Linked DNA regions of Mus musculus: region 1 is linked to region 2. A link is a loop called in an ENCODE intact Hi-C map of the cell type or tissue named here. Cell type or tissue: left cerebral cortex. All regions are shown on one strand. Region 1 overlaps Ptprk (protein tyrosine phosphatase, receptor type, K). Region 2 overlaps Ptprk (protein tyrosine phosphatase, receptor type, K).

What was found. Peaks named below come from ENCODE experiments on the same cell type or tissue, not always from the same donor. Only the 100,000 strongest peaks of a DNase experiment are listed, where the experiment ranks them.
Region 1: it touches region 2 in a loop (2.1-fold over the local background); 8 of 42 quality-filtered maps call a loop at or near these places.

Annotation. Positions count from the first base shown.
Region 1 is chr10:28,122,673-28,125,172 of GRCm38, reverse strand. The region is part of intron 1 of Ptprk (protein tyrosine phosphatase, receptor type, K); the gene reads right to left. Among named protein-coding and RNA genes, the nearest start is that of Ptprk, 49 kb to the right of the region's middle. In left cerebral cortex, no CTCF peak of the experiment used is centred here; a DNase peak (open chromatin) is centred at 1,059; H3K27ac peaks cover 845 bases.
Region 2 is chr10:28,077,125-28,079,624 of GRCm38, reverse strand. All of the region lies in intron 1 of Ptprk (protein tyrosine phosphatase, receptor type, K), which reads right to left. Among named protein-coding and RNA genes, the nearest start is that of Ptprk, 3.6 kb to the right of the region's middle. In left cerebral cortex, a CTCF peak has its summit at 1,165; DNase peaks (open chromatin) are centred at 1,086 and 1,993; H3K4me3 peaks cover 1,207 bases.

The sequences.
Region 1 (2,500 bases), 46 kb before region 2:
GCTGCAAATACATCTAAAAATATTGGATGTCTCAACCAAAACTGCCATTCAATGTAACAAATAGCTTAAGAAACATCAATGCTTACACAGGTCACAAGCCAGTGCCTTTGTGTGTTAATTTAAATTTAAAGCAATCATCTTTACAGAGGCTGGAATTGCACACCACGTTACATGTAATGATCTAAAATGGGACCGAGTGTCTTTGCTCGCTGCATTCCAGAGTCTATCCATATTGAGAGCTGAGAATTGGCCCAGTATTTACCAACAGGGCATCCAGAGTCACATGCTGAGACCCCATATCTCTCCCCTTTTGTTTAAAGGGAGGCAGTTTCACGACTTCACTTGACTGCTAAAATGATTAAAGGGTTGCTAGCATATCTTTAAAACAAATCAAAAACACCTTAATGACTCAAAGCTTTACCACAGAGAAACCTTAAAAGTTTAAGAGTAAATTCCCATGGTGAGATTTTTTTTTTCATTAGACAAAAATATTTTAGAAAGGCAATGAAATACAGATGGGCTAGAAAAGCTTATCGGTACAACCAAGACAGACGACAGGAGGACCCATGTGACCCAGAATGATATTCAAGCTCCTGACAGCAGTAGTAGAATACACAAGAACCACAAGTATGAGGCTTGAGGGAGACAGTATAAAACTGCAGCATAAGGAAGAATCAGAGACTCAGAGCCAGATCTCAAGCTTTTATCTTGGGCAGGTAGACCAGAAGGATTGTTAAGGAGTATGCCGGAGGTCCCGCACGGTGGTGCAGGCCTTTAATCCCAGCACTGGGGAGGCAGAGGCAAGTGGGTCTCTGAGTTCGGGGTCAGCCTGGACTACAGAAGAGAGCTCCAGGACAGCCAGGGCTAAACGGGGAAACTTTGGGGCAGGAGAGGTATGCTTGAGAGCAAATAGCACCACGACGCTTAAACAGTCTGAGATTAAGGTGCTCCAAAGCATCCCTGTGAGGTAGAAACTCTAAAATACATCTGCAGCATAATGGAAAGGCTGAACTGTACTATGTATCTGAGAGACATCATTTCAGATGAAAACAGTATTTTTAATTCTAGAGAAGAAACAGATGGCGCTTGCTAATAAAAGAGGGCTTGCAGCCATGTTCCAATAAAACGTTCCATGTTGAGTATCTGCATACAGTGTTTAGTATTGATATGCATACAGTATTTAGTACTGATATGAAGACTTTCCCTCAACAGTCCACCTATTTTGCAAAACCAACACTAGCTTTGAGGAGCCAAGTCTTTTTTTAGAATAAATACACAATGCTGCTTAGATAAGACAAATCTTCAATGATAGTTCAGATATTGTTTTAATTCTGTGTAAGTCTCACAAAGGACATTAGGGCGACAGTTCTAACTCAGGTACCTGGTAGCTGTATCTGAACGTGCACGTGTGCGCGTGCACACACACACACACACACACACACACACACACACACAAATCATTGGGCTCACCATTATCTCCTCCTTTTGTGCCAAGAGCTACCCAGTTAATATTAAAACCATACCTTCAAAACACTCACACTGTACCAATTTTGGATGGTGGTGGATGTTTCAATAATTTGATTTTGACCGTATACACACGTAGGATCACCCTTACATTATCTGAATGCATATAATTTCATTTGACAGCTAGTTATCTAAGAAAACATCAAAAGTCATCTCAGTATCCTGATCACAAATCCATTCACAATATCCTGGGCATCACGACCAACCTTGTCTGAGATCAATGAGTACAAAAATAGATGTAAGCAGTGTTAACTCTCAGCTAGGCATGAATGTATGCATGAAATATGTGCAAATAATAACGGTAGACTCATAAAATGATTGTACAGATGCAGGATGAGTCCAGTGAGTATATAAAATATGTAGATTTTGTTTTATTTCACCTTTACTATGGTTTGGTAATTTTTAGAAGAACTTGGTCTCATCTATGATTAAGAAAACATCATTTCACTTTGGATTGATTCAGCAAACTGTCTTCACAGCTTTCAGGTATCATATATTTATGTACTAGACCTATAATTAATTACTGGGGAGCTTGGAAATGTATGATATTAAAGTGTAATGGGTGTTAAAATCTCAATAAGTATGTGTTCCTTCAAAACTGATTGTTGTCTGTTTTTGTTTTTTAAATCAAGGTGGGGAGGTGAGTAGCCAAAACTGATGGGTTTATGAGAAATCCATATGGAAACCTCCTAATTCCTAAGCTCAATATAAGTTAACAAAATAAGAGTCAGGAACAAGACCTTCTGTGTAACTTAACAATGCAGCTCTGGAAGCCATGGGTTACTAGAATCTCAGTGACAGGTGCAGTATACTTCTCTACGAACTTGCTCAAAGAGGCCCGAAATGCCTTGAAACAATACAGTCTCTTGCCAGTCCTCCAAACCAGAACTAGAAGATAATACCCAAGTGCTGATTGACTACTTTAAAGTTGCAAGATACAAAAAAGTCAAGCCAGAACAGAAATGAAAGCTTTTTC
Region 2 (2,500 bases):
CAAACACACACACATAAACATACACACATACACACACATAAACACACATACACACACATAAACACACAAGCACACAAACACACACACACATACACACACATAAAGATACAAACACACACACACATAAACATACACACATACACACACATAAACACACATACACACATAGGAACACATAAACACACATACACACATATACAGAGAGGCACACTGCATTTTTAACTGTAAACAGTTTTGCTATTTCCTGCTTTCAACCTTCAGCAATTCCCTGTCCTCCCCTCAATGAAGAACAAGTCTAGGAAATGGAAACAGTGCCGACTCACACTCAGCATGACCTACTCTGTCAAAACACACAGAAACACACTCGGGCAGAAACAGTAAAAGGCAGTTGACAAACATTAGTGGGAGCCAACACACTTTCTCTACATGGAACTATAGCATGTAAACCCTATTTGAGGATCCAAGAAATACATACTAATACATCAATGTTGAACAAAGGGGTTGTCTTAGATTTGGGTAGCGGACTGGTCATACGTCTAGTATTTAAGAACATATATAAAGCAGCTCCTAGAGATATTTGATGAAAACCAAAAGCTTCTGATTTTTGAATATGCATGTGGGGCTTAGTTGTTACCAGCAAGGCGTGGGAGGGGTGTGGAAGAGGGACAGAGGAGCAGAGGGATTGATTTATTGATTTATTTTTGAGATTCACATTCATGAACACAAAGAGAAGAGCTGTCAGCAACACACATGCCAATGACCAAACAGCAGCGAAACCTGCCTCTTCCCGTCTGGGCGGTCCAGACACAAAATGACATCTCACGAGCAAGGAAATTCAGATATAAGGGAACCAGTGAGAGAGAAAAACAGACCTGGAGTACAGTTTGCAATTGTAATGTAGTTAGACACTGAAGGGTACCAGTCAATCAAAACTAGAAAAAGAAATGGCAAGCCTTAACACAGACTGGCTCCGAGTCTCCTCCCAGTAGACAATAATAATAAGAGAAAATTAAGTTTGAACTAGAGACAAGAAGACAAACACAAGGCAAGTGGTTCTGTTCAGATGAGTTGTAAGTTCCTAAGGGATGAGAAGGGTGATATGCCAGGACCTCTTCCAAAGCAGCTTTCTCAGGCTTACTTCATACAGACACAATAGTCCCTCTCTAGGTCATTGATAAGACTGCATCCAAAGGCACATGTAATTCTCTGCACTGAGAAAATGCTGAACCAGGAAATTTCTTTAAAATAACAAGATTCACAAGTATTTTTCCTGTAGTTAGGATACTAGAGGTATTAACAGTGACTCTTACATAAGTATAATTTTTGAAAGATGTGCATAGCTAAGCTAAAAATTGATCAAAGATGATTTCTATCATAAACTCATGGTCAGAATCAATTGTGGTGAAAATGGATGACTAGTGGAAGAACTCTCTCTCTCTCTCTCTCTCTCTCTCTCTCTCTCTCACACACACACACACACACACACACTCCTTGCTGAACAGCCTATACTTGCTGAGAAGAGAGTTCTAAGAGTTTAAAAGCCATAAAAGCTGAAACTCTGGCACTGGGCTACCATAATTTATGATGATTACACCCCAGGTTGCTGCACCATGCTCTACAGTTGACAGTGCACATAAATGACTTCACTTGATCTTCATAAAAACTATGTGGAAAGGTCAGGACAGGTATTATTATCCCCATTTTATAGATGAGAAAGCTGAGTTTCCAAGTGAGACTGGTTTTGTCGGGTTTGGGTTCTACAATAAGCTTGCTTCCACAGTGATACCAACATTAACAGCTACACAGCCTAGTAAATAGACTGGAGTAGCAGACTGGTTTCCCACACTTCAGTTTTCCTGGATAGAATACAGATAAAAGTGTCATTTTCAGAGACTCAAGTAAAAGGTAAAATGTATAGATAAAGTCGTGGCCTTAAAGATGTTTACTGTGGAGCACTTTTACACTTGAACTGCAGACAGAAAGGAGAAGGTTGCACTCTGAAAGTGTTAAATGTGTGACTGAGACACACACAGAGATCCAATGTATATATGACATACACACATTCCCAACTACACTATCCTCCCAAATGTGTAGTTATGTTTCCTACATTAACAGCCACAGAGTACTCCTGGAAAGTGGTGAACCACCCTTGGTGATCATGTTATAAAATGCATATATAGTAGGATGAAGTACTTTAGAATTTAGAAAATATGTCTCTTCAGCTCTTTAAAGCATGTTCATTTAAATGCCTCCAAAAGTTCCTCATTTAAAATAGAATAGTGGGAAGGGGGGAAGCAAGGAACAAAACAAAGCACTTCCAATTTCTTGTCCCTAGTCAATGCTTTTTTTTTTTTTTAACAAATATGCCATAGAGTTTAATGGCATTACAATACCAAATGATTTATGACAGCCAGAAGAAAAGAGATGTCTACAAAAACCAACTTTCAATCTCTGGAGAAAAACAGATAGGTGCGCAATCTGACTTTAAACTCAAGAGATA